Linked DNA regions of Homo sapiens: all the other regions are linked to region 1. Evidence: chromatin loops called from intact Hi-C (ENCODE). Cell type or tissue: PC-9. All regions are shown on one strand. Each heading gives the region's core, and the rest is flanking DNA. Links, peaks and the distances in the headings are about the cores only. Region 1 overlaps RASAL2 (RAS protein activator like 2). Region 2 overlaps RASAL2 (RAS protein activator like 2). Region 3 overlaps CRYZL2P-SEC16B (CRYZL2P-SEC16B readthrough). Region 4 has its middle 18 kb from the start of CRYZL2P-SEC16B.

Region 1 (7,483 bases), core at 1,453-6,452:
TGTCAAGTAATATATCATGCTATGATGCTCCTTTCTCCCATTACAAGGAAGGGTTAACACATGAGAGATCTATTGTTATTGTTGTTGTTTCCTTGCCAAGTAGTTTCTAAATTTATATTAGCATTTGCAGTTACTGAATTTATATTAGCATTTGAAGGAGCCCAAAGTTTGCTTTTTAGACTTAGTGGCAGGCCAAATGACTTAGTATTTTGAATGCTGTTTTGAAATTATTTGGAAATAATAGATTGCATTGAATACTTCAAATAAGCTTCCCTTTTAGGTTATCTTTCTTCCTTTTTTGAAAACCATCTATATTGGACTTCCTGTTATATATTATAGTTACATAACCTGCTTTATTAACTTTTATCAATTTGTATTTTTATTAGTGACTCTTTTATTCTCTCATCTCTTTTGTGTTATTCATCCACCACAAACAACTAGAAAGTTACCTGTCCTGTTGATTCCTATTTCAAAATCTGGCTCACATGGTCTGTTTGTTACCATTTTCACTATAACTGATCTGTTTCAGACCCTGACCATCCCTAAACCAGGCCATTACATCAGTCTCCCATACATTGTTAAGACCTCTGGTCTTTCCCCCACTTTCTTCATCTTGTTACAAACTAGTATTGCCATATTTTCTTAGAATACCTCATTGACTTTCTGTTTTCTAAGCAGTGGTTTTTAGCATGTGGTCTGTGGAATGCTAGATCTCCAGGACCCCCCCGATCTGATAGTTTAAAACTATTTTTTATAGTAGAACTATAAGACTAATTATGGTTATTCAGTCTTGGTTATATGGCAGACATTTTCTGAAAAAAGGAAGACATAAACTTATCACTTCAGGGAAACAACCAAGAGTATTTATTGCTAATGATAAAATTTAAGACTAAAAGCAAAAATTAGAATGTTAGAAAATTTGCATCTGCAACTTTGAGCTTGGCAGCTTCCCAGTAGTACTTGAAGTCTTTTCTGATGAGATCAAAACTTTTCTGAAGATTGATGAATGTGACTTTTTTGATATTATATAATGAAAGGTGTCAATATTTGGAATATCTGCAAATCTGAATGAACCAATATTTTTTAACTGATCGGTGCATGATGTTTATAAACTCACATACATGGGGTGAAAGATGCACTCAAAGGACAAGGTGGACCAGTGGTTTTTGATGTAACAGAATACGAAAAGTTCATTGATTTGGTTTCAGATTACACATTGTATACTAACTTTTGAAAAGCAACTGCTTGTCAGGTTTGGTATAGTATTAACGAAGAATATTCATAGTTATTTGAAAATATTATTAAACCACTCTTTCCTTTTCCAACTACATATTTGTGAGTCCAGATTTTCTTTGTGTATATCAACCAGAAGAACACAAAGCAATAGATTGAATGTAGAAACAGATATAAAAACCTTGCTGTCTTCTATTCAGCCAGACTTTAAAGAGATTTGCAAAAATATAAAAGAGTCGCTCTTTTAATTTTTTTTGAAAACAGTTACATTTCATTAAAAATGTGTTACCTATGTTAACATGCAGTAGGAGTGTTATTGTTAAATGAATTCATATTTTTTAAATTTCTCAGTTTTAATTTCTAACATGGTAAATATTGATATAACCCATATAAACCCATATTGATATAACCCATATACTGAAGTCCTCAGTAATTTTAAAGCCTAAAGGAGTCCTGCAGTCAAGAAAGTGGAGAATTGCTGGTCTACAGAATAATACAGTTTTAAAGAAGTATTTACAAAGAGATCCATTGACTTACCTCTGATTCTTTTTAATGTTTCTAAAATTTAATTTTTGTAATGAGGCCAGCATTCATTGTCCTTAGTATCCTCCTAGGAATGGACAGAGCAAATCCAAAATTGTTTTCAGTTTTGCTATTAAGATTCTTCTGTGTGATTCTAAGTTAGTTATTCTTTTCTCTAGTGAATTTTAGATACTAAAAATAATTGGAAGTCAGAAATTAAAAGTAAGTCACTAGAGCAAAAAATAAGATAGGATTGGCAAGGTGAAATGGGACAAAAATCTGAGCTTGTCCTGGTAACGTGTATAGTCTCAGTATACAGGCCTTGCTTACTTGCTTTTAAACCTTCATTTAGCCCTGGAAATGAGAACATGATATAACATAACCTATATAAGTTAAATATAGGTTATTTTAAAAAACATAATTTTATTACTTAAAATGCCTTTTAGATAATAGAGAAGTGCTAAAAAGAACAGAAACTATCACTTTTTTTCTTGTTTTTTTTCCCCCCTTGGTATACATTCTCATAAAATGACCAAAAATGGGCATTAGAAAAAGAAGCTGTAAAATCTATAGGATGGCTAATAAATCCCTCTGTTTAGACAGACATAATTTTTTTTTAATATAGAAGCATTGCTCTCTATTTCATTGTTCTCTATTTCTTCTTATCTTTAGCACTAGAGGGGGATGGTTCGGGGTTCCAGAATGTTTTTTTGAGACATTGTCTTGTTTTCACAATACCATGAAGAAATTAGGAAAAGGATTAGGTTGGACAAAGGGAGAATATTAGACAGTGAGGCTTTAAGAGAATTTATTAGGATCTCACAGAAAAGAGAATTTAGATTTTCTTAAATTCAGTGTTGATACAGATTTATATTTTGTCAGGAAACCTGGGTTGTGCTATTAATCAATATCCTGTATTAAAATTTTTATGGACAGGGTTTATCAGTGTTTTCTTGCTAAAGTTAATTTACAGTAAAGCTTACAGTACGCAGTTTAGGTCACCCATGGCTAACTTATATAATAAAGCTAGTTATTTGAATGACCATAAATTGTCTAATTTTGTCAAAGTTTCTAATTGTTTAGACCACAAAACTATTCATATTTCTACATAAAGTAGATGCATCTTTTTCTGTTGAAGTCGTCTTGGTATTTGACTCTAAAAATAGGCCTACGTGTGGTAAAATTGTAACCCATATTTTTGTCCAAATCATGTGAAGAAAATTGGTTTTGACATGGCTTTTAAATGTAGGCAAGAATATCCTATATATGTACAAAAGGATTAAGAGTCAGTTTCATTAGAGCTTTTTTGTGATAATTTTGAGATTTTGAAGTCAGAAGAAAACTTTGGAAGAACTAAAGATGCAGTTCTAACATAAAATAATTTAAGATGCTTAGACTACAAGGGGAGGGTTGAGGGTAGGGGAGAGAGGGTTGGTGTAGATTGGAGATGCTACAGATGTAGCATGTAATGCTGTGCATAGTGCGGAGGAGATACAAACAGAAAATAAGGGAAGAAAAGACAAAACAGTGAACTTCTAAGAATTAGTAACATGTCTAACCAAGCCCTAATAACACTGTTGGTTCTTGGACCTTGAATTATCTTTGGGGGGAGTTGATAAACCCCCAAACATGCAGCGCAGTTTAGATAGCCTTAGAGAGGACAGGAAGTTAAACCAGAAGAAACAATGAAGACAATATTGAACACATAAAGGGATTTATAAACAGAGACCTACGTAGTTCTATGAAGAGAGACATATAGCAACTGACTTGTTGCTAACGTTCTACAGAACTCCAGCTATAATTATGCATATTTGGTTAATTATAATGTAAGACACCTAGGAAATTATTTGCCTTTCCTTGAAGTCAAGCCAGTGCCAGTAATATACCTATCATCCTGTGACAAAAGACAAAAATTTTACAGAAAGCAGTGATAATGAAAAATACTCATATAATAGATATAATGTACTTTTTTATGATTTACAACTCCCCTGCCCTCATGGGTATTGGTTTTCTAATCTTTTCAATTTGAGTTTTTACTTTAGCATAATAACTAAGTAATGATAATGCATGTTAAGTAGTCTCTATAGTATATTCCTGAGAAGAATTAGTTCCTCATGCCTGAAGAACTTTTAATATATATCGAACTGTCATAAAAGCTTTACTTAATGGAGCTAATGTGTACTTATAAATTAAAATATGTGCCCAGTTCCAGCAGCCCAAATGAGTAAACATTTTATATCAAAAAAATTGAAAATGACAGAGATGTTAGTAACCACTTGGTATTTTATAAGGAAATGAGACAGTTGGGAATTGCTGAGACATTTTGCTTTAATATCGGGTACCTCCACCTTTAAGAAACATCATGGTAATATATTTAGATATTTTCTTAAGAAAATTATTTTCCATGTTTTTAAGATCTTGCTGGCCTCTAGTGGTAATACGATGCTGTTGTTTAAACATTGTCAATTCCTGTGAGTGTAAAGCCATTTGGAAGGCCTAGTCTGCTGATACATTTACTCTCAGAGTTCTGGGTTAACAGTGTTCTCAAAGTGTACATGTAACATCATCTTTCTCCTAAAGACTAGGGAAGGTGTCTGAGTCACTCTGCTTCTGTATTTTAAACGATACTGGTTAAGCTCTGAAGCAACCTCTCATTATTATAGTTTATATACAGTGGTAATTACTATGTAAAGTTTGCACTAACAGTTCTTCCCAGAGTGTTTCAGCCCTCTTCTCTGAAGGTCATAGGGCTATTTTTTCCTTATTCTGTATATAATAGTTTTCATTTTCTTAAGAGGAAGCTTTAAATTTACCATTGAGATTCGTGTTTAGGCTCACCTCTTTATTTGATTTGGAAGAATTTTACATTTGAAATACTGGTTTACTAAGCAAGATAATGATTTGTCACTTTTGTTTTTCCCTTTTCTCATGCAGATGTGAAAGGACCACCCACCCACCGTCTGTCTTGTGGTCAGTCACCCTACACCGAGACAACAACGTGGGAGCGGAAGTATTGCATCCTCACAGACAGCCAGTTGGTATTGCTCAACAAGGAGAAGGAGGTGAGATGGATATTATTCAGGAAAGTTAGTTTCCTTTTCTGAGTAAATTCCTGAAATTACCTAGTTTTTGTTTGCATTTTGAAAAGTTGGATTATAAAAATAAAGGCTTGATGAAGATATAGGTAAGTCTAAAAGGCTGCTAATGTCATAAAGATATGTTATCTTCATGAAGGAGTGGGTTTCACAAGATAGGGCTGGATTTTCACTAAGAAACAATGGAAGAGATACTGAGTTAAACTGAGGAGTTTGGAATGGGAAGGGGTTGGATTATATAGGCCTGGCCCTGCAAATGATCTCGAGGGGCCATTGGGAATTACATCAGTACTTCCTAGCAAAAACAAATGTCATTAATTGGATTAATTGAAAGAGGTTTATTGGAGGGACTATTTGCAGATGTGTGGGCAGCATAAAGGACCTAACTAAGGATGAGGAAGCACCCACGAGCTAGCAGTCGCAGAAAGCAGTTATCACCCTGGGCTTCCAAGGCAAGGGAAGAAAGTGATGTTTCTGGAACCTAGAGAACTGTAGCTGCATGAGAATGCTGCTTGACAGTTGCTGTGGTTATGCACAAAAGAACACAGTCTCTATACCAAACAAAAATGGCCAGCAGGGAGGAAGTAAGACAGAATAAACACTCCAACTCTTTTCTTCTGCCTTCTGATTTCTTGCCAGTGTCACCTACTGGCCAAATCTAACTCGAAGGCAGAAAAAGATTGCTTTTTGATGTATTCTGTAGAGGTCAGCTTCCTGAAACATGTAACAAGGTCAAGAAGGGCAGAGAGTAGAATAGATCTGGCGAGGTAGACAGAATGTAACCAGGACAGGCATCTAGTTCTAGGTGTACTTTCTGTTCTTCTAAATTAAAAAACTCTTAAACTTATCACATGCTATTACTATTTTATTCCTCAAACTGTTACAGTTTACAAATCCTTCCACAGCTATCTCATTTATTTGCTTATTGGTGATTAATCAGGTAATTGATATTCTGATCTGGTATGATAAAACTACTCTGTAAAATCATCATAATTCCCAATTTCCACCATATAAAAAAATAAGTGAATATAATATTGACAAAGAAGAGGAATAATGAAAGGGAAGGAGAAGATATGATTCAATGAAGGAGAAAGATTAATTGCCAAAACTATATAAATAACTAGAAAGATGTAGGTAGAATATCCATTCAGTAAGTCACCTTCCAGAAAGGTGAGTTCAAAAGAAGCAACAGGAAACACATTTCTTAATTCTCCTCTGTGGATCCCTACCTCCCCTTTCTCTTCTCTTGCTCCTCCTTCCTTCCCTGTTCCTTCTCTTACCTATCCCTTCTCTTTCTCAGCATTTTTTAATGTGGTAACAATACTACCAATAAAACAATTCCAGTTTCTTCTTGTATTTTAATAGGCATTGCTACTTTCTTTTTTTTTTTTTTTTTTTTTTTTTTTTGAGACGGAGTCTCGCTCTGTCACCCAGGCCGGACTGTGGACTGCAGTGGCACAATCTCGGCTCACTGCAAGCTCCGCTTCCCGGGTTCACGCCATTCTCCTGCCTCAGCCTCCCGAGTAGCTGGGACTACAGGCGCCCGCCACCGCGCCCGGCTAATTTTTTGTATTTTTAGTAGAGACGGGGTTTCACCTTGTTAGCCAGGATGGTCTCGATCTCCTGACCTCATGATCCACCCGCCTCGGCCTCCCAAAGTGCTGGGATTACAGGCATGAGCCACCGCGCCCGGCCGGCATTGCTACTTCCAAGAGGCTTGTTAATATGCCTCCATGAAGAACTTGCTCATTCTTTTTCTCTTGCCATTGAAAATATCTTTTACTTTTGTTATCATCTCCCTACCTGTAACCCTTTTCCAGCATTTTAATATTCTTAAATTTAATTTTATTAAAATAACTGAATAAAGGCCAGACTTTTCTAGAACAAGTTGTGTATGTTGCTGTGTTTATATTAAGTAGATAATAAAAATTGGTAAAGTGAATATTAGTATAGAACATTTCTAATTATCCAAACTATTCAAAATCTTCATTTTAACCAAATGTACTGTCAGCAGTCTTTTCTCAGAGCTATTAGTAAGGAGTAATATAAACAAATCATTTGCCATCTTTTTGCCCTTACCTACATTTTATTCAATTTAGTACTGTAAGAGATGAAATAGCTTTAAGTATAGATAGCAGAAAGTCAGGAAGCATGCCTTTTCCAGAACCAAGGTGCAAATTAGTCAATTGAGTTACCTGCGCTTGGGCCACCTTTTGTCTCATAATATAACTGTCCATGATAAATAATTTTCTAAAACAACATCTTATGTCCTTTATCCCTTTTTATACCAGTCATCATGAGTAACCCTAAACACCTGGGTAACCCTCATCCACCACGCTGTATGTACTCTCCCTATGGCTCTGTGTATTCTCTTTTCTGACACTGTCTTCCACTTGTCCTTCTCCACCTCTTGAAACCCTTTCACTGTGTCCACTGCAATTCCAGGTTCATCATCAGCAAAACCAGCTGTTTCTTCCACCTTTTCTCTGAAGGGGTCCCTTAACTTCTTAGTCTTACAAGAACTGAGATCTTCCCTGAAGACACTATCTTCCATTAAGTTTTGTCAGTGGATGGCCGTTTTTCCTCATACCATAATGTCTGTGATAGCTGTCTTCCTCTTTCATGGCTGCTGT
Region 2 (7,483 bases), core at 1,444-6,443, 93 kb before region 1:
TTTGCTAATATTTTGTTGAGAGTCTTTATATTCATGTTTATGAGAGATATTGTTCTATTGTTTTCCTTTCTTGTAATGTCTCTCTCTGGTTTTGGTATTAGGATAATGCTGGCTTCATAGATTGAATTAGGAGTGTTCCATCTACTTCTGTTTTCTGGAAGAGATTGTGGAGAATTGTTATTGCTTGTTCCTTAAATGTTCGGTAGAATTTACCATTGAAACTATCTGGACCTGGTACTTTGTTTTTTGAAAGTTTATTATTTATTCAATATCATTAATAAATATAGAGCTATTAAAGTTATCTATTTCTTTTTGTGTGAATTTTGGTAAATTACATCTTTTAAGGAATTTTTCATTTAAGTTATCATATTTATGGACAAAGTGTTGTTTGTAACATTTATTGTCCGCATAACGTCCATGTGATCAGTAGTGATGACTTTTCTCTTTTTTTTTTTCTTCTGATACTGACAATTTATCTTCTCTCCTTTTTATTTTCTTATACTGGGTAGAGATTTATCTATTTTGTTGATCTATTCAAAGAACCAGCTTCTGGTTTTGTTTGTTTTTCTCTGTTGATTCTCCGTTTTCATTTCCATTGATTTCTACTCTGTTATTTTTTTTACTTCTGCTTACATTAGGCTTAAATAAGGTCTGTTGGAAGTGAATTCACTCAGCTTTTTAAAAAAGTATTTTGCCTTCATTTTTGAAGGGTATGGTATGTTTTACTAATTATAGAATTTCATTTCTTTTCTTTCTGTACATTTAAAGTCTTGTTCCATCATCTTGAGGCTTGATTCTTTCCGATGAGTAGTAGTCAGCAGTCATTCTCCTATTTGTTCCCCTGCATGTAATACTTACCCTCCTCTGGCTGTTATTATTATTTTGTTTCTATATAACCAGTTTTCAGTAATTTAATTATTATGTGTCTTGGTGTGGTTTTCTTGGTTTTATCCTGCATGGGATTTGTTGTTGGTTTTATGGATTTTTAGTTCAAATTTCAAAAACATTTCAGCCTTCTTTCTTCCTTTTTCTTTTTTCTTTCTTTTTTTGGGGGGTTGGGCAGGCAGGGTCTCTCTGTGTTGCCCATGCTAGATGACAGTGGTACAATCATAGCTCACTTCAGCCTCCAACTCCTGGGCTCTAGTGATCCTCCCGCCTCAACTTTCTGAGTAGTTAGGACTACAAGCATGTGCCACCATGCCTTACCAATTGTTCATTTTTATTTTTTGTGGAGAGAAGGGTCTCTGTGTTGCCCAGGTTGGTCTCGAACTCCTGGCCTAAAGCAATCCTCCTGCCTCGGCCTCCCAAAGTGCTGGGATTATAGGTGTGATCCACTGCACCCGGCTTATTTCTTCAACTATATTTGTTTCTCCTCCCTTTCTATTTTTTTCACCAGGGATTCCTTGATAACCTCCATAGGCCACTGGCCACTGTTTTCAGCCCTTTTTCCCCCACTCTGTTTTTCAATTGGTGTATTTTAGATTGCCATATCTTATTGTTCACTGATATTTTCTTTGTGGTATTTAATCTACTGTTCTATTCATCAAGTAAATTTTTCATGTTAGATACTGTATTTTTTAATTCTAGAACTTCTATTTGGTCCTTTAAAAAATATCTTTCACTTCTCTCCTTGTTAGCACATTGAATATGTTTATAATAGCTGTTTTATAGTCTTTCCTAATTCTATCATGTCTGTCATTTCAGTAGGTATTGTACCTACTGACTGATTTTCTTTTTTCTGGTTGAAGTTCACAAAAGGTGAACCAGTCCTGTGCTCTCTGTTGTCTAGTATCTGAAAAAAAGTTCACAAAAGGTGAACCACAACCGGAAAAACTGTTACTTGGGAAACAATTTTTACATTTTTGATGGTTTGATTTTTGTTGTCTTTCTTTAATTATGACTGGGTTTAAACTTCTTGAGAATCAGCTTGCTAGTTTTGAGGCTTGATTGAAAGCTTTATTAGGGTGGATCTGAAGTACCCTTTTTACTTTTCTTTTTCTAAGAGACAGAGTCTCACTCTGCAGAAGTACAGTCATAGCTTCACTGTAACCTTGAACTCCTGTCCTCAAGGAGTTCTTCCATCTTGGCCTCTCAAAGCACTAGAATTACAGGTGTGAGCCACAGCACCTGGCCCCAAAGTATGCTTTTTTTTCTAGGACTAATTTACTCTTACTATTAATACCAATGTGTAACCCTTTGGAAGATAGCTATACAATGCTCTGGGTATTCAACAAAGTCTCTTCCTCTTTGACTTGAAGGATCCCAAATGACCTCCAGCCCTGAGTAAGTTATGGAACTTTTCAGCTTATATCTCCCTAGCAGTTTTCTTTGCCTTCAGTCATGAAGTTTAATCCTACTTACATACACTTTAATATTCAACCAATAACTCAAGGGGATTTCTGTACATTTCTGGATCATTTTCTCTTTGTAACTCCCTTTTCTTTGGTATTCTACCCTGAAAATTCTACCAGTCTCAGTCTCCCTAAACTCCCATTTCTGTTTCCTCAAATTCATTGAGGCCATTGTATTCTGCCTATGTTCCCTCTCCTTGTACCAGTTTTCAAAACATGACTCCTGCTTAAAATCTGGGATTATTATAGGATTTATTGATAGGTTTTCCTTTTCTTAGGGATCACAGTCCTGTGCTCTGTTGTCTAGCATCTGAAAAAAAGTTGTTTCATATATTTTGTCTGGTTTTCTAGGTGTTTATAGGAGGGCAAGTTCAGTATCGGTCACTTGGTCATAATAGGAAATGGATGATGGCAGTTTCATTTTTAGTACGATATTAATTACATCACCAAAAAGTCTGCCACTAAAGGAATTTTACTTTGCAGATTATTTAAAGTATTTCCTCTCAAAAGCATGTTCAAATAAAACTTAGAAGTAGTAAAATTCTTCAACTTACATTCGGATTCTATGATTCTTAAGCTTACATTCTGTGATCCTAATTCAACATTTATTGAATGAGTGTTACTATTTAGAAGGCAAATGATACTCTTCATTATTTACAGATATCTGTATACTAGCTTAAATTGTTTTGCTTGAGGGTGATGAACCACAGGAGTCACTAAAAGTACCTAATTTCTAAATTTTATACCCTCTAAAAAGCTATGAATACTGTTTCTCTGATGGGACCACTGAGTTCACTTAATATAGAGCCATATTTACTGGTGCCAGTTATAAAATTGAGACCCATATGGTAGTTAGAAGCATTCAAGATAAAGGCAAATAACCATAGCAATTATTGTGGTTCGCTTCAAATGTTGATTTATGTTACCTGTGTAAATCTGGAGTGATGACATTGATACCAGCTGCATCATTATCAACCATGAGTTACTACATGAATGACTGATAATATTCTCCCAAACTACTATTTTATGGCTAATCATTATGGCATAAAATAAGAGACCTTCAGCAATAGCATAATTACAGTTCTTATATTCCTTGGTATGTATTCCACAAATTTTGTTAAATAAAAATTGATTGTCATGTGAGGATATAATAACCAATTCTTGCTACATTAGTGGGGTCCATTTGTAAATAGGGTTGTAGGACTGTGTGGTAGAAATGCTGACATCTGTCTATCCTTGAATACAAGTACCAGATACAGGAGAAAGAAAGACCAAAGTAAACCAGAGAATTCATCCTGAGTCATTGGTCTTATGAGTATACTTTTCTGTAGAACCAAAAATTTAACGAATACATTTTTCTGGAAGCTTTAGAGTTATTTCACTTTTCAGTAAAGGCCACAGCATTTCTGTTACATTGTATATTGGAGTGATTATATCTAGTTTATAAATGGCACGAATATGTTCTACACAACCCAATGACCTCGCAGTCTCACTGTAAAAAACAGTAAATGAGCCAATAAGATAATCAAATCTGAAAATAATCTATACCAGTTGTCTCAAAAGTATGGTGTATACATCCCTGGGAGTACAAAGATAATCCTCTGGGGTTCAGGATAAAATTATTAGCACATCTATTTATGTGTTTTTTTCTCATTGTGTTTAAATTTATGTTTCTATCTTTTGCAATGTATATTTACAGCAGTCCACGAATGTAATTTATAAATACACCTGGATAGAGATGCATGTCCAATTGTTTTTGTAAACTGATGGTACATGTTGGGAAAACAAAGTTGAAACTACTGCTTTGTGCTGTGAACCAGTGGTTCTCAACTGGGGGCATGCTGAGTAGTGTCATGTCAAGGGGGCAAGGGTGTGCTACTGACATCTAGTGGGTGGATGCCAGGGATGCTGCTAAATAAACATCCTTGAGTTCACAGGACAGCTTTCCTTCAGCCCCCTACCCCACCTTCCGCAGAAAGAATTATCTGGTCTAAAATGAGTTTGAGAAACACAGGTATATACTGTGTATTTCTTTTTCCTTGAAGGAGGGATCGCAAAGAAGTGAGTCTAGCCTGTTTATTTTCTTTTTCATCTTGCTGTTGGCTGACTACTTGGTTTTCTTACGTATATGTCTATATTTTCCAATATCTCAAAAATAGGCACAAGAGAACTGAAGGTACTTAATTTTATAAAACCAAAAGAATACTCTGAACAGTTAGAGGAAAAGAGGTAACAAAATGTGTAAGGCCTTACACACAGAGTGGTATCTAAAATATTTGTTTGTGGTTTTACACTTCTAAGATTAACTGAATATGTTCATTAAGTTCTAATTTTTGTTTTGTAATTCCTATCAAATCTTTTGATGCTTTATGAACTGCATTGGTGTACTGATTCATTGAAATCTAAAAAGAAAGCTGCTACTGATAAGATTGACAGGAAGGAATCTATCTAGCTAGAATAAACTACGTGCAAAGTAAAGAACAAGGAGTCCGTGATCTAATGATTTTTGTGAAAGATTCTGACTTGAGGGTTTAATTTCCAAATTGGTATGCTTCTCATATGCGTGATCTTATGCATATTAAACTTTGTTGTAATTTCATAGTTAAAAAAAAAAAAAATCCCCTATATGTAGCCGGAATAAACAGTCACTGTGAGTTGTCCATTTTAGAGCATAGGTTTTTAGGTGGTGAAGACCTGTCCTTAGTTGAATTTGTATGTGAATTAAACTCTTATTTTTATAACAATTCACTTGAGTTCTTTAAATAAAGATGATGCCAAAGAGATGTAAGGCTTGTCTCTCAGAAGAATAGTAAGGATTAATGGCTTCAGGTATTAGGAGAATTAAATAGAATAGTATTCTATCACCATCTAATTGCTTTTTCTTTTGATAATATGTGCCACAGAATGTGAAACAGCTACTGTTCACTCCACTGAGAGATACTTAGGATGCTTTCGGTCAGCCTAGCTGAATTGTTAGCATGATCCTTAATTAAAATCATCCAAATGATAGAAGGTTCTTCCTGAAGTCAGTGGAAAAACCTCTTAGCATACACTCTAGAACTCAAAAGGAGCTTAAAAGTGGGAACAACTTTAGAGTTACAGGCAGAATTAGACGCAGTTAATAATAGCACTTCTCAAACTGTATGTGCTTTTAAAAAATTTCAGTATGTTGTGAGCCAATAATTTTGTTAAATATAATATAAATGAATAGATAAATGAAAAAAAAACACATACAAAAACAAGCCATAATTTTAAAATTTAGATTCAACAGACATAATATTACTGTCAAATTGCAATGAAGGTTTCTAAATACTTATCCTCTATTATTATATCCATCTTGACATAGCCTGGTAACAGTTTGTGGATCATCAGAAGCCTGTGAACCAAACTTTGGGTTGCACGAATTTCAGTAGAAATTATATGAAATAAAATTTCTTTCTCTGCCGTTTACACGTTAGCTTTTGTTCAGTACAGATTTCTGCTTACTTTCAAATGCTGTCTTGTCTTCAAAGCTTTCCTTGACTTTCCCAAGCTGACTTGGGTAATTCCTAGCCTATAATCTTGCTGTATCCCCAAAGGGCCTCTAGTATAGCAACTGTGATATCAATTCATTTATTTCATTTAAAGAAAATGTAAAAATAGTCCTTAAGACCTAGAAAGGTTTGTGGCACACAGACAATAAGTAAATGTTTATTTAATGAATGAAATAAAAAACGAATGAATTGTAGCAAAATCCTGAGGCTTTAATAACAACACACACTGGATAAAGGAAAACTTCATTTTGCAGAAAGAAAAGACAGTTTCTCAGTCTCAAAAGACTTATGTGAATCTAATTATTATAAAAATAACCCTTGATAGACACCTGAACACATGCATACATTTCATAACTGTATAACACAGACTGTGGAGGTGAAGGAGCATATGGACCTAAATAAAAACTCAAGACCCCTTAAGAGAACTTGCTAGCAATGCTGATTTAAATAATTTTTAACAGTGAGGGGGTCGGAGGTGGGGATGGGAAAGGGAGTTGAAAATTAATGCCCCCAGAGTTTCGTGGTACTCTGTGCTATCTTTTTTCTTTTCCCTGTCCCTCCAACTGTTAATATTTGGTATCTTGTTATACTACTTTTATTTCAGTAAATATTTGATGACAGTCTATTATCTACTCTGTTAGGCACCTTGGAGAGTACAAAGAGAAATGCATGAAATTAACTAAAAGACAAAAAAATGCATTAGGTAGAAGTGCAATAGCACATGAACGAAGAACTTTTAAAAATATGAATAAATTATTTTAAAATTAAAAGTGTTCAAATACAGAATGCTTTTCAAATCTGTGTTTCTTCTGAGGCAGTCTATGGATATGCTTAGGACAGCTGTTTTAGATGACACATCTATATAAATGTGAAGTAGATTTATTTTCTTTAAACAAACCATTAGTGTATGTGTGTATATACACACACACATACATGTGATGTTGAACTAGCTTCATCAACTTCTCAATAAATGGACACATTTAGCTTCTAAAGGTAGAAACGAGTCTAAAAGGGAAGAAGATGGTAAGCAATTTAGCAACCTACAGTCTTCTTCAGTTTTTGATCTGTATCTAAGTAGGCAAATGAATATATTTCTTTCAGTACTTCCTCCTCTGAGTCTGGCCAGCTATTTCCTTTGCATTCTGTCTCCAAGGCACTGGTTTAGGGGAAGGAAGTACAGAAGTCTGAAGTCCTAGGTTGTTGGCACTGCCCCTGGGGAAAGTGAGATATCTTGCATTACTTCTTGGGTATGTGCACATTTCCAGTTCCCACAGAGAAGCCGATCCCTGGCAGAAGGCAGATAGAGACAGCCAGACTGAGTCACAATTAGAGAATCAGGGAAATTATTTTTTTAAAAAAACAAAGGCTCTTAGTAGGGTCAAATTTTTACATAGCGAAACAGGAAGCAGCGAAAAAAATATATTTAAATCTAGATCACGTTTGAGGGAACTCATCCCAAAATTTTCAGGTTTTTCTGCCATGACAAATAAATCAGTGTGGATTCATGTGACAATTACATCTGTTGATTTTCCTTCACAAACATTGACTGATAATCTTCTGGTGTATTTTATCTCTATCTCCTAGCAGCATAATGCTCTT
Region 3 (7,483 bases), core at 1,348-6,347, 320 kb before region 1:
AAGTAGCTGGGACTACAGGCCATGCCATCATGCCTGGCTAATTTTTGTATTTTTTGTAGAGACGGGGTTTCTCCATGTCACCCAGGCTGGTCTCAAAACTCCTGGCCTCAAGTGATCCGCCCACCTCCCAAAGTGCTGGGATTACAGGCGTGAGCCACCACGCCCAGCATTTTTTCACTTCTCAGATTGGCACCTATCAAAGAGTTTGAAACACACTGTGGTGAGAATGTATGAAAACAGGCACTCTTTTGCATTGCTGGTAGAGTGAATTGGCACAATCTCTAAAAGGCCATTTGTCAATATCTATCAAAATCATAAACTATATCCTTTGACCCAACACTTCTGCCTCTGGAAATTTATCTTACATATATTCTCTCACAGTGGGCAAAATGACAGTGATTATTCATTGCAACATTGTAATTGCAAAAGATTGGAAGTACTCTTAATGTCAAGCTATAGGGGGTTTAGTTAAATTAATTATAATTTATCAGTAGAAAACTATGCCAACATAAGAAATAATGAGAAAGGCATTTATATAGGCTATAGAGCAGAGGTCAGCAAAATATGGCCTAAAGGCCAAATCCAGCACACTGCCTATTTTGGTACTGGCCATAGCCTCAGAATAGTTATTACCTTTTTAAGTGATTGGAAAAAATTTTTTTTTAATTTCATTATGCATTATAATTATATGGTAACTCAAATTTCTATATCCAAAATGAAGTTTACTGAAACACGGCCACCTCCATTCATTTACATATTTTCTGTGGCTGCTTTCACACTATAAGGGCAGACCTGAGTAGTTGTAATAGAGACCCCATGGCTTGCAAAATGTAAAATGTTTACATTTTACATTTTTTACATCTGTCCAATTATAGAAAAAGTTCGGCAACTCTAATATAGAGTGTTTTCTGAGGTATTTTGTAAAATCAAAAAGGGAAGGTACAGAAATGGTATACAGCATGCTATTTTTTAGAAAAGAGAAAATAACAATATATGCATAAAATTTCTCTGGATATTTCTGAGAGGAAAACTGGGTGACTAGGGGGTGGGAGCATCATTTCCCAAGTATATCTTTTTTATATTTTAATTTTTGAATTAAATTGATTCAAATTGATTTTAATTATCTATCCAAATACTTAAATTTTTATGAATTTTGTAAAGCATAATCTCAACTTCAAAATTAAGCTAGAAATCAATCTTCATCTGTTTAAAGTACAGACAGTCCCTGCTTTATGAGTTTTTGACTTTACAATGCTGTGAAATCAATACACATTCGGTAGAAACTGTAATTCAAGTGCCCATACAACCATTCTGTTTTTCACTTTCAGTAGCATATTCAATAAATTATATGAGATATTTAGCACCTTATTATAAAACAGACTCTGGCTTAGATGATTTTGTGGGTTATGGTAAACATTCTGAGCACATTTGAGGTAGGCTAGGCTAAGTTATGATGTCGGGTTAGGTGTATCAAATGCATTTTTAACTTATGATATTTTCTATTTAATGATGGGTTTATTGGGATGTAAACATTGTAAGTCATGGAGCATCTATATTCAATATTGATAGGAAGCCTTAGATATAGCAGCAGGAGTATTTGTAAACAAACTTCCTGGAAATTAATTTGGTGTATATATAAAGAACCTTTTAAAAGTGCATGCCCTTTATATACCCAATAATTCCACTTCTAGGAATCTGCCCTAAAAAATTTAAAAGATCAGGCAAAGACTTATGTAACAAGATGTGTAAATGGTATAATTTATAGTGGTTGACAAAATTATAAATAGTCTAAATATTCAATAATAGTAGAATAGATAAATAAAATATGATACATTAATATGATGGAATATTGTATAACTATTTTTTAAATGGCGCTATTGGGGTATATATAATGCCATGAGGGTATTTTACCATATCATCTTAAGTTTAAAAAGAGAAATAAACAACTGTATATGCAATTTTATTTTCTTTTTAATATATATGCATGGGAAAATGCTGGAAGTAAATGTATCAAAATGTTAACAGGTATTATCTTTTTTATTTTTAATTTGTATGAGTACATAGTAGGTATATATATTTATGGAGTAAAAAATATGAGATATTTTGGTACAGGCATGCAATGTATAATAATCACATCCTGATAAATGGGGCATCCATCCCCTCAAGCCTTTATCCTTTGTGTTACAAACAACCCAATTATACTCTTTTAGTTATCTTTAAATGTACAATTAAGCTATTATGGACTATAGTTCCCCTTTTGTGCTATCAAATACTAAGTCTTATTCATTCTAACTTTTTTTTGCACCCATTAACCCACCCACCCTCCCTCCCACCCTCCCCTACTGCCCTTCCCAGCCTCTGATAACCATCCTTCTACTGTCTATCTCCATGAGTTCAATTGTTTTGATTTTTAGATCCCACAAATAAGTGAGAACATGTGATGTTTGTTTTTCTGTACCTGGCTTATTTCATTTAATAGTTCATTGTCTTTTAGTGGTAGAACTATGGGTGTTTTCATTTTCTTTGTTCTGTCTTTCCGAACTTCTTGCATCCTCCCTGAAATGAGTATATACTATTCACATAATTTGAGCAGCGGTGAGTGGTGGAGAGGGATGGTGATTGCTTTTTCAAAATAAGTATGGGGGAAGGGCATACTTGCCTTCTTCCTTCCATAGTAGAGCAGCCTAGTGAATTTCTCCACGATCTGCGCAGGTGTCTCCACACTGGGGGGGATCTCTCCCGTGAGCAGGTTCGGGGTCCCAGAGCTCAGCACTGGCCAGTCCTCATCGGTCAGGTTGATGAGGTTGGCCACAGGGGGCTGCCGCTTGTACTTCTCCAGCTTCTTGCAGTCTTGCATTAGCAGCTCAGCGATGTCAGACCCCACCATGGACTGTAAGGCAAAGAGGATCATCTGGGGAGAATCCTATGAGTCCTCAGGCTGGCAGCCCCAGCTGGAGAAGGAAGGCACCAGGGAGCCTGCCTTCTTCACATGGAAGCCAATTATGCAAACATAAGGCAGTCCTTTGTTAGATTGCTATATTTCAGACTTCAGCATCACTATCATGGTTATTTTCTGCCTGTCAGGAGCCATAAAGCTTACCAGAAACATTCACAATTTCACAGGTATATTATCTGGCTGGTGCAATAACCCAGAAACTGTACAATTTTCCCAGACCAAGGAAGAAGATCATCAGGGAAGATCTGCGTTAGCAAACTCGCATTGACATTTGAGCAATTTTTTCCCTTGGGGCAATTTGTGGCTTCTTTAATATTGCTTTTCATAATCATGTCATAAACATAATCTTATCTATCCCATGAAGACTTAAATTTCAGCCTGCACCTGCTCTCCCACCAGAACAGAACTTACCCCATTCTGGCGACAAAGGAGAACCAAGAGCTGCCACAGTAGAGCTGAGTCTCTGCTCCCCAGTGTCTCAGATTTGCAGCTCTGAGCTGCTTTCTGCTGGCAAAACGTCATAATATCCACCTTATGTACATCTTCCCTACATGGAAAAAATTTAGGGAGCAAAGAGTGAGCAGGCAGACACTTCCCTGTTTCGGACCCCAGGCTCCTCCTAAGTGTGCAAGTGCTGGCTGGGCTGTGATTGAGATAGAAATCTGACAAGCCAGGGCTAAGGTAATGAGTCTATAGCTATAGGATAGTTATTTTCTTATAGAACAAGAAGAAATTTCAGAGATTCTCTCATGCACCCCCTTTATAGATGAAGAAACAGAGGCTCAGAGACCTGAAGTCACTGCACAGGAAAGCAAGTAAAAGCAGACTTTGGAGTCAGACAACCCTGGATCTAAATCTGGCTCTGCCACTTCTCTGTTTAGACAAGTTTCTTACCTCCTCTGAGCCTCAGCTTTGTCCCCTAAAATAGGGACAGTAAAAGGACCTACCTCCATACAAAAAGGAATTAGAAAATTGTGTGGCATATATTAAGTGATCAATATGATTGGCATTATGATTTGCTCAAGATTATCCAATAACATCAAAGCCAAGTTAGGCTTAGTACCCCAGTGTTTGAATACCCAACTCGCTTTTTTGCCCCATATCTGTATACCTGTTTGTAAGAAAGAGATAACACTCATTTTTACTTGAGGGAACCGTCAAATGCCATTTGAGGAATACATTTATATAGTAGTGATGATACTTTCCATGTGCATAATCTGACTTGAGACTCATAGACAAGCCTCGGGTAGGGAGAGCAGGTGTTATACCATTTCTCAAGGGGAAAACTAAGGTTCAGAGAGGGCTAACTGACCTGTCCACCATGGTATTCCTAGTCAGTAAGACGCCTGAGCCTGAGACCCACGTGGGCTGTCATCCAGCAAGGACTCTCTCCTCAACAAAGATGCCCTGAGTTACATTTATCAGAAATATAACTAGACATTTAAAAGCAGTCCTAGTTCAGTACTGCAGAGGGCTCACTTGCACACTGTTCTGTAACTTGAACACTGCCGATCTTATTTACCTCTCCAGGAAAAAGCCACTGTTACAAGAATTGTTTCTGCTATGATCCACTTGTCAGTGACTTCCCAGGCGATGCTCCACTTTTCTACTAACATCTATCAAGCACACGGAATGCTAAAACTTCCAACCATGCAGCCTCTGCATAATGGAACTGGTTTTAGATTTCTAAACTGTCATGCTAATTTTTCTTTCTGTCCTTCAACTATTGAATGGCTTGTCAAAATGACTCAGGCCACATCTGGTTCTATCTTGCAGCACAGAGAATTCCACTCCAACAAGGACAGATATTTTTTTCCAAGGAAACCAAGAACAAATCTCCAAAATGCTGATCTGGGCAGGAAGATTTTCTAGGTTTCAAAAGCCCTTACTCAGCAGCTCTTACAGCACTATACCTAATCAAGGGTCCTGAGAAACTTCTCATCTCCTCTTGCTCTTCGGAATCATTAAGAATAACCTGGAATAAAACAATCAGATTTTGTGTTTAAGACTGTGGCCACCCTAGGCCCCTTTCAGTCAAGTCTAGTGTCAGACCCCAAGGCCGTGGGGCTAGGATATGGCTCAAGGCCTTGTGGAGAAAGCAGAAAGAAAAAAGTGAATTTTGTTGCTAAAGATGAGACATTGACATCTCAGGAAAAACACAACTGTAGCATCAATTCTTTCAGAGAAGAGCCCCACCCATTCCTGCACCCTCCTAATCCAGGGGGTACATGGCCCAGTTTCCCGCAAGAGCATCCCATTCCTGGAGATGCCCCGGCTCAGGCACAGGAAAGCAAGGTAAGCATGTTAGGAGTAGTTGGGTAAGCAGTGTGCCAGCATTCCAGGGACACTGGGTCTTCTTTACCTCCATGCTGTGCAGTTCAACAAGGGCTGCTTGCCCGTCAGTGGGAGAGCTGGGACCTACATGCACCAGCTGACCTCCTGGCCCGAAACTCACAGGAACATGAGGGATGTAGAACTTCATGGGTGCTTTGGGACCAGCTGAGGAGACATCTTCTGACCAACAGACACAGATGGACATTGTTAGCGTTACTTCCATCACTTTTCTTTAGTTTAGGAATATGCCACAGATGTATTTCTGCCCAAATTCTGCCTGAACCAAAATAAGATTCTGGGTGGGTTGTGTAATTAGAAGAAGCCCATGTTCCCTGCTCCAGTCAGATTTAAGCCTCTGAGAAGGTGTCAGAATACAATGCGTGGGCTTGATGATTCAGTCCAAATGATAATGCTCTCAGCCCAGACTCTCAGTGATGCTGAGAGGCCAAGGAGTCTCTGGCTTTCATGGCCTCTATACTCATGACAAAGTTCCTACATCCAGACAAAGCAATGAAGCTTTGCATCTTGCTTTTGCTTTTCCTAATTCTCTCTGGTCTTCCCTTTCTTAAAAGCACCACTGAGTGCCTCCTTTCCCAACTTGATAATGGATAGGGGCAGTGTTCCCTTCCAGGAATCAGCTATGATGCAATTACTATTACAAGCAAAAAGAGAGAAAATGGAACCAAAGTTGACCTCTCTGCCCAGGTGACCTACATAAGCAAATGAGGTGGACAATGATCCATCGTAAGGCTGACTTTCCCAGAGACTTGCCACCCAGCCCTTCCACATCAGATTCAATCAACTCTTCTGATCATTTTAGAACCCACCAGCCTGAACTGGACTCCAAGCTGCTGAAGCTGGGGGATCATCCCGCTCCGGGGCATCTCTGATGTACTGACTGAGCTCATAGCTGCTGGAGCTGAGACCAGACTCACGCTGCTGGAGAAGGTTGGACTCACTAGCCAATGATGGCTGAAAGTTAAAAACAAAAACACACAGGAAGAAGTTTCAGAGAGCTGGTCTTCTCAAGCGTTCCTTCAAAGAAACAAAATACATACGGTGAAAGTGGATGTGTTGAAAGGATAAAAAGAGATAATCAAGTTGATAGGCATTTGCCAAAGGATATATTATGACCCAATGGAAAGAGTGCAGGCCTTGGGGTCAGGGGCCCTTGAATTGAAATCTCAGCTTTGCCTTATACTCAGCTGCTGTGCCCCTGGACACGTGACTTAGGCTCTCTGAGCTCAGTGCTTTCATCTGTGATATAATCATATCTGCCCTATATACTTCAAGCAATTCATGTATTCATTCATAAACAATTTTCTTTTTTGAGACAGAGTCTCACTCTGTCACCAGGCTGGAGTGCAGTGGCATGATCTCGGCTCACTGCAACCTCCACCTCCTGGGTTCAAGCGATTCTTCTGCCTCAGCCTCCCAAGTAGCTAGGACTACAGGCACGCCACCACGCCCAGCTGATTTTTGTATTTTTAGTAGAGATGGGGTTTCACCATGTTGGCCAGGATGGTCTCAATCTCTTGACATTATGATCTGCCCACCTCAGCCTCCCAAAGTGCTGGGATTACAGGCGTGAGCCACCATGCCTGGCCCTCCTTCATTGACTGTTTAATGAGCACCTATTATGCTCCAGGTACTGTGCTTTCCCCTTGGATGCAGGTGTAAAGAAATTCATGGGGCCAGGTATGATGGCTCTCACCTGTAATCCCAGCACTTTGGGAGGCCAAAGCAGGAGGATCACTTGAGCCCACGAATTTGAGACCCCAAATTGCAACATAGCAAGACCCCATCTCTACAAAAAAACAAAACATAAAAAAATTTAGCTGGGCATGGTGGTGCACAACTATAGCCCCAGCTACTTGGGAGGCTGAGGTGGAAGGATCACCTGAGCCCAGGAGTTCAAGGCTGCAGTGAGCTATGATCATGCTGTTACACTCCAGCCTGGGTGACAGAGCAACACTCTGTCTCTAAATAAATAAATAAAGAAATTCATTGAATTTACATCTTGTGTGCATACAAGTAAAATAATGGATTCAAAAGCTCTTTGGGCCAAGCGCAGTGGCTCACACCTGTAATCCCAGCACTTTGGGAGGCCGACGCAGGAGGATCACCTGAGGTAAGGATTTCCAGACCAGCCTGGCCAACATGGTGAAACCCCATCTCTACTAAAAAATACAA
Region 4 (7,483 bases), core at 1,437-6,436, 230 kb before region 1:
CCACCTTGAAAACATGTGCATTCCCCTTCCTCTTGCTTTCACAGTGGCTCTTTCCTAGCTTCAGTAAAGCTCACATCACATTGTGCTGTGACTGTTTGTGTGTATGCCTTCCCCAGGAGATTATGAAAAACTTCAGGGTCAAGACTGTGACTTCGCTATTTGTGTATTCTCAGTGCCTAGCTAGGTACCTGGCATATGGTAGACACAGATTTACAAATGTTTGGTGAATTCTTAAGAGTCAAACCAAGAGCAATCAATAAAAAGTCAGGGCCTAAACCCCAGTCTTCTGACTTTAAAGGTGGTAGTCTCTCTACCTCAGCAGAGAAAAAAAGCAGTGTTGCAAGTATTTAATTATAAGTGCCTCAACCCCAGTGAATTCTATAAATTAAGGAGCAAGATGGAGGGAAGGATTTCCTTTTCCCCACAAATATTGCCCCAGCTACCAGGTGTGGAAGGATTGTTTGGCATCTGTAGCCTTCCTTTTGCATACCCCAGGATAAAAGAAGAAAAAAAAAAAACACCCACCTCCCCTCTCTTCCTCCCAGTGGACAGCCGTCACCATCACTTCCTGTTAAGCTGGGAGGCAGGAAATATGTCCTAGCTCCTGAAACTCCCGATTTCCCTCAGGTTTCCTCACAGACCCAGGGGTGGAGAGTGTTTTAATAAGATGCCTTGTAGCCAGGCCTGCCCTGAATATGATCTCTACCATCCTGAAGTAATACTCCTGAAGAAACCTTCATAAAGTGGTCAAAGATACACCTGGAAAGAAGGAAATTTTGCCTTTACCAGGAATAAACAAGCCTTCCAGGGAGAGGCTCTGAAATCAGACAGTGTGTGCATTCGGCAATTACAAGTTAAAGTTCCACCCAAATACACACAATCAAAGGCTTTAACCAAGGCCATCATTACTTGTGCAGGGCCCTCCTGCTGTTTGGGCAACATTTTAGTGCTGCAGTGAAGCAAGAGAAATGTCATCAAAGCGACGAGGTACGGATAGACCCATTCGGCAGTGCCTTTTTTTGACCTGATGATTCACTTCACCTTGTCGTTTATAATGCTGCAGGCTGGGAGGGAAAGAAGGAAATGAAGAGGAAAAGAGTGGGCTGTGTTGTGCATGTAATTTGTTTCACCATTTCAGACGGCTTTTTAATGAGCATTCTCATTAAGGGCTCTGTGAGTCTATGCTTAAAGTTTTCCGGACAAGCAAATAAGCAAGACTGAAATCAGATGGCATCAGCCCAGCACCTCATAGTTTGTTTCAAACCACAAAAAAAAAAAAAAAAAAAAAAAAAGCTACAGTCACGGGGAATGGAGGAGATTAAAAAAACATTATGTGTGAGAACAGAGATTTGATAACTCTTTTGTCTTAAAACATTTGAAAATTAATGATGTGGTCTTAACTAATCCCCATGAAAATTCCAACGTTCATCAAGTATTAGAATATTAGAGTGTGTCTGTGATAGCATTTCTCTATTCAGCTGGTTCCCATGGAGAGAGGTAATAATTGTCCTGTGCTATCCTAGCCCTGGGTTCATATTTCTGGTAGAGTACCCATCACACTGCATCAGATAATGTCCCCTCTAGACGCTGACCCCTGTATAGGCAGTCAGCCTTACCCAGTGCTCCTTTATACTTCTTGAGCCCAACACAGTGTCCAGACATATAGTAGACATTCAATAAATGTAGTTTTGCCGTTTAAATGAATTCATTAGGTAAAATTAACACATGAACAAGTACATAAAAGACTTACACTTGAGTAGTAGACTTCACATCAGAGTAATTTATCACCTCGCAAGGTTCAACAAACATTTTAGTTTGTGAACAGCCCCTTAGTAAAGCGGCAGCCTTCATTTAAAATTATCAAGAGGGAGGCCGGGCGTGATGGCTTACCCCTGCAATCCCAGGACTTTGGGAGGCCGAGGCGGGCAGATCACCTGAGGCCAGAAGTTAGAGAGCAGCCTGACCAACATGGTGAAACCCCATCTCTACTAAAAATACAAAAATTAGGTGGATGTGATGGTACATGCCTGTAATCCCAGCTACTCAAGAGGCTAAGGCACAAGAATCGCTTGAACCCGGGAGGTAGAGGCTTCAGTGAGCTGAGATTGTGCTGCTGCACTCCAGCCTGGGCAACAGAGCGAGACTCTGTCTCAAAAATAAATAAATAAATAAATAATAATAATAATAATAATAAAATTTTCAAGAGGAAGGAAGAAAAGTACTGGTGGGGATTTGAAGTGGTTTTTTTTTTTTTGTCATTGATGAGCACTGTCTATTGGGTTTCTGGTCATGAATTGGCCCTTTTTATGAATGAGAAAGTGATGCAGTTGTTACCGTATTTATCTTTACAGTGAGTTTGTTAACAGAACATAAATACAGACACATGAAAGTGAATTCTCTCTGTTGCCTATGCTTGAACCAGTTGTCCAGCAATCCTTCCCTCTGTATGGTACAAAGAATGCCTCACTCTCTATGATTCCAGGGACTTCTAGAGATGATATACTTTAAAAGTCTGACATAGTGGTGGCCGTGGATGGTTTGCTTGATAAAAGCCAGGCACCTCCCCACCCTTGTTGCCAGGAAGGGTACAAAATGAGGAAAGTAGCGCTCTTCATTAGTGCTTTATTGGATTGGAGATAGGTATCAAAAGAGGGTGACACAATCCTCCCTAAAACATTCGCTCAGTGTTTCCATCCATTTTTTGCTGCTCAATATTCTTGTGTGTACTGGATTCATACCAGAGATGTAGACACTGTTTCTTCCCTCTCTCTCTCTCTCCTCTCTCTGTCTTTCTCATCCAAATCCATCCTTGAGTAGTAAGCAAGAAGTCAGTGATCCATCCCTAGGAGCAGAAGAATGGGCGTGGGTGTTCTCAGATTATGTATCTGGAGAGTTTTTTTCTGATGAGCATCACCTAGTCAGTACTTCACAAAGTGTGATCTGAGGACTGTGTGCATCAGATCCCTGAAGATGCTGATTGAAGGGCTTGATCTCCCTGCTGGCTTGGCATTCTGGGAAGGAGCACTGACATCTACAGTTTTGTCAGGCTCCCCGGATGATCCTGCTTCCTGCCGAGGTTGGAGGGCCTCTGGCCCTGACTTCTGACCTGGTGGCGCCTTGGCTCACTAGAGGGCACCATGGAACAATGTTTTTTCTGGCTGCGGGCTTCCTGTTCCTGCCAACCCACCAGGGATGCGGTGCCCACATAGTTCTGGGCTACAGCTTCCAAGCCCATCCTGGAACCACAGTTTCCTTTAAGAAACTTAGTGCAGTTGCCACATCACCAAACAGATCTAGTATTCATTTCCACAATGGCACTATAATAAATTCAATTTCTAAAGAAAAATTAGAGTTTAAGTTATCTCGTGTGTATTCATTAAACACAAATTGTGTACTGCAAAAGCATTAGGTATCAACAGGATTAATAAAAGAAAACATCCTTCCTACTATCAAGAAAAACCTGGAAAAGATAAGACAAAATTGTAAAATCATTTAAAAGCAATTATAATTAATAGTAATTTTCAAATGAACAGTAAAAAAAATTTTTTTTAAATTACAAAATCTGACGCAGACGTTTGCCAGTAAATGTACACACAGGGAGTGGCCCCTAAGCTGACTCGGATGACTGCAAACCAGGATTCCTGAGAAGGCATCGTGGAAAAGGTGGGATGAGAGAGGGCCTTGGAATAAAGTGAAAGGGAGAAGAGGAGGTCAGGGCAGCCTAATTACAACACATGTCTAATTCAGGGCCCTTCCTGTGTCTTAGCAGTGACTTAACTAAAATAAACATGTCGAATGTAAATCTGGGAAGTACCACTGGGCTTTCAATTGTCATATTGCACAGTAGCCATTTATTCAACAAATACTTGCAGAGCACTACTGTGTGCCAGCTACTGGGAGTACAACACTGGACAAGGCAAACGCTTAGTGCTGCCCTCATGTGTTTACAGTTCAGTTGGAGAGACAGGCCAGCAAGCACAATGATTCCAGAGCAGTGTGTTACGTGGTAGGTAAAGCAGGAGGTTTGTGGGTGTTCACAGGAGAGAAGCCTAATCCAGAGCCAGGGTGGTAACAGAAGGCTTCCCTGGGGTAGAAATGTCCAATGAAAGGAAGGATGAGTTAGGAGCAGAGGGAGAAAGAGCATGTTTGAAGGCTGGGGGAGAGAAGAAACAGTATATTTGAGGAACTGAAAGAAAGGCAGTAGGGCTGGCCCCGTGGTAGTGGGGGTGTGCTGAACAGCATGGAGAGCTCGCGGTAGACTGGGGCCAGCTCATGAAGAGTCTTGTAAATCATAACTGGGCTACCTAGACATCATCCTCCGGTCACTGGGGAACCACTGAAGGGTTAAGAGCAGGGGAATGGTGGTTCCCTAATAAGATCTGCATTTTAGGAGGACCTGTCTATGCCAGGGTCAGTGCTACCTTGGAGTAGTAATAAACAAGCAAAGCCATAGGAATCAGTCTCTCTTTAACTGGACCTTTCCGGTTTCCTTCCTCCATCTCCATTTACCAGCTTCCCTTGAAATCCTTTCAAACTGAGGTCTGTTTTTAAGGTCTGCTTCCCATGCTGGATGGCAGAGGAAACAGGAATAGCTTAAAAATGTGACTATCACAAGCTGGACTGCCCTTCTCTGTGTCCCTTACAGTCCTTGAAAAGGGCCATCTCTAGTAAAGTGCAGAAGGAGGAAGAGCCACACTGGATTGAGAGGAAGAGTGGTGGTCCAAACCCCAGTTCCCAGGTTGGACACCCTTAGCACTTACCATCATTTAAAGGCAGTGCCTATTGAATGTTCCCAACACAAAGAAGTGATAAATATTTGAGATGATGGAGATGCTAATTATCCTGATCTGATCACTATACATTATATGTATTGCAGCATTCCTATGTATCCTATAAACATACACAATTATTATGTGTCCATTTAAAAAATTAATTAAATAAAGGCAATGCAGAGGGGGAAACTACAGACAAATGTATGGATCAGTGTACAAAATTAATGTGGAACGTACGAAGAGGGGCTTTATCTTCCTAGGTAACTGCTGTTTTATTACTGCTATGACTGACTTACAGCTTTCACTTTGCTCACACATCAAAATGTAAAACTCTTAATCAGGCCTCTCGTCCTTATCTACATGTTAGCTGAGAAGCAGGTGATGGCAGTAAACTTTAATGACCAGAGGAAGTGTAATACTAATGCAGCCGTTTAAACCTCCCAATTTAATTAAAGTCTAGTTCCGCGCTTGCTGCTTGCCTGGAGAATAGTCAAAGGAGCACTTTTTTTTTTAAACCACTAACTCCACCCTCAGGCCAATCCCAAAGCAGCCTGCACTATATCCTCATTTCCTAAAATGGAAGCCGAATGTATGGAGAACAGGCCTTGGAGGGACACAGGTTCCTCAATTCCGGCCTCTGTGACAGGGAGGTCTCCCGCCCAGTTTCCTTTCCTTCAGAGTGAGGAAGAGTCTGTGTGCAGGGGCTGGAGCCTCTGGACACAAAAATAGAATATTCGAGCGTTTGGATTTTCCTTTCCTGACAGTGAACTTACTCAGGAAGAGGCATTTAAGCAAGATTTTTTTTCCTCTGTTTTTCAAAAAACACGTTTAATGGGAGGAACAAAACTGTTGAGAGAAGATTTTTCAGCCCCATCTTCTTTGGCCCCAAACAGGCCAAGGTGAGGCAGTCTTTTTCTTCCTTAATTGCCCTTTTTGCTTGCAATCACATTGCCCCCCCCACATGCCTCCCCCCAGCATGCTTCTAGACGCCTTTGCAAGGCCCCCCACCAAGTCTTCAAAGCACCACCATGTCTTTGATTGTTGGGCTCATAACTGAGACTTCCCACACAGTGGTATGAAGCGACATATGATTCAAGCATCCTCATTCCAGAAATATTATTAGTCTCAGGAAAAAAAAAATAGGGGCCTGCTCTGTGTCTGTCACCTGAAATAAACTCCCTGTTCCTCTCCTACTGCTTCTCAGATACTCAATTCTAAAGATTATTCCAGCTTATTTTGCCACCCCCAAGGTTTCTAACCCCAGCCCCCCAGCTAGTGACTGAAGGAGAGAGAGGAGGAAAGGGGCCCTCTGAAGTTGGCCACCTCAGGGTATATGAAGCACGTGCTTGTCACGTGGAGAAAAAATGTGCTGGGCTAACCTCTGAGACTCCCTAGAGAATCCAGAGTTTGTGTCTCTTTGCAGAGCTCAGAACAGCCTGTATGTTCTCCTCTCCCTGTTGTGCGCCTGGCGCTTCCCCAGTGAGATATCTCCTGCAAAAGCTTTTCCTGTAAGGGGTGGGGAGCTTTTGTTCTCTGGGAAATATGGTGAAGCTAATTAAGAGCATTGTCCTGTGAGGGGGGGAAGGCGGAGGGCTTTCCGAGATGGTGGTTTTCACCAGGGGTAAGTGAGGGCTGCTGAGATCTCTCTGTCCTGCTGGGTCAACCGTTTTAGGGGGAGATTGTGATGAAGCCCAATAACATAAAAATAGATACGTGAAGTATAATCTCTCCCTCCCTCCCTCTCTCTTTCTCTCTCTCTTTTTTGGCATTTGAGTTTCCGGTACTAACTCACTTCAGAAAAGGACACTCCAACAATTTGGCTTTTAACTCCCACTGACCTGGCACAGACTGGAGGTCACAGGACTAATGCCTTATTCTATTTCACCCCAAACATGCAGGGGTGCTGCTAAAGTGAAATTTCCAGCAACTATATAGATTTAGCTGTGGGCTGTGCGTGTAGAAGTAGTTCAACAACTCTCAGTTCTTGACTTCCAAAACAGGAGTAGCATATTTTATGGCATTTGTAAGATACAGCACCACAAAGGTCTTAAAATATATAAGCTATGATTGTCCCCATAGTAGCAAACCCAATTAGGAGCAAACATGTTGAGGCAGCATTCTGTAAGGTGTGTCACTTATCTGGTTTGCTCTCTCTGGATTTAAAAATCTTTATGTATCAAATACTACAAATATTTATTGAGCACTGACCACATGCTAGGTAGTGTTCTGGGTGCTTCAGATATATTCGTGGATGAAACAAACACAGATTCCTGCCCTTGTGGGGCTTACAGTCTAGCTGAGGAAGATAAAATAAAGAAAAATAAGTAGGTTATATAATATATTACAAGCTGACAAGTGCTTTCGGGGGAAACATAGATCAAAATAAGGGCAATTGGGAGAGTTGTGGTGAAGGAGGCAGGTTGCAATTCAGTTAGGGTGGTCAGGGTAACCATGAGGTGGTCATTGAGGTGACAGTTGAAAAAGACTTGATGGAAGTGATGGAAAGCTGGGTGCAGTGGCTTGCACCTGTAATTGCAGCAACTCAGGAGACAGAAGTGGGAGGATCACTTGAGGCCGGGAGTTCAAGACCAGTCTGGGTAACATAGCAAGAGCCTGTTTCTAATAAACGAACGAACGAATGAATGAGTGAAGTGATGGAGTTCGCCATGTAGACATCTGTGGAGAAGAAACTTTTCCAAACGAGAGAAGAG

The links. Peaks named below come from ENCODE experiments on the same cell type or tissue, not always from the same donor. Only the 100,000 strongest peaks of a DNase experiment are listed, where the experiment ranks them.
Region 2: it touches region 1 in a loop (4-fold over the local background); 6 of 110 quality-filtered maps call a loop at or near these places.
Region 3: it touches region 1 in a loop (6-fold over the local background); 40 of 110 quality-filtered maps call a loop at or near these places.
Region 4: a loop joins it to region 1, with 10 times the contacts of the local background. A loop is called at or near these places in 18 of 110 quality-filtered maps.

What each region holds. Positions count from the first base shown.
Region 1 is chr1:178,278,875-178,286,357 of GRCh38, forward strand. RASAL2 (RAS protein activator like 2) reads left to right here. Exons shown (of 18, transcript NM_170692.4): 2 at 4,690-4,817. Among named protein-coding and RNA genes, the nearest start is that of RASAL2, 190 kb to the left of the region's middle. RefSeq lists an enhancer at 5,072-5,879. In PC-9, for the core only: a CTCF peak has its summit at 4,203 (motif pointing left); a DNase peak (open chromatin) is centred at 4,167; H3K27ac peaks cover 884 bases.
Region 2 is chr1:178,185,782-178,193,264 of GRCh38, forward strand. The region is part of intron 1 of RASAL2 (RAS protein activator like 2); the gene reads left to right. Among named protein-coding and RNA genes, the nearest start is that of RASAL2, 95 kb to the left of the region's middle. In PC-9, for the core only: a CTCF peak has its summit at 4,202 (motif pointing left); no DNase peak of the experiment used is centred there; H3K27ac peaks cover 694 bases.
Region 3 is chr1:177,955,473-177,962,955 of GRCh38, forward strand. It overlaps CRYZL2P-SEC16B (CRYZL2P-SEC16B readthrough), which reads right to left. Exons shown (of 32, transcript NM_001356506.2): 12 at 6,118-6,262; 13 at 5,319-5,467; 14 at 4,870-4,931; 15 at 3,368-3,503; 16 at 2,660-2,890. It overlaps SEC16B (SEC16 homolog B, endoplasmic reticulum export factor), which reads right to left. Exons shown (of 26, transcript NM_033127.4): 6 at 6,118-6,262; 7 at 5,319-5,467; 8 at 4,870-4,931; 9 at 3,368-3,503; 10 at 2,660-2,890. Among named protein-coding and RNA genes, the nearest start is that of SEC16B, 11 kb to the right of the region's middle. RefSeq lists an enhancer at 4,321-4,822. In PC-9, for the core only: CTCF peaks have their summits at 4,443 and 4,645; no DNase peak of the experiment used is centred there.
Region 4 is chr1:178,052,173-178,059,655 of GRCh38, forward strand. No RefSeq gene overlaps it. Among named protein-coding and RNA genes, the nearest start is that of CRYZL2P-SEC16B, 18 kb to the left of the region's middle. In PC-9, for the core only: no CTCF peak of the experiment used is centred there; a DNase peak (open chromatin) is centred at 5,859; H3K4me3 peaks cover 291 bases; H3K27ac peaks cover 1,230 bases.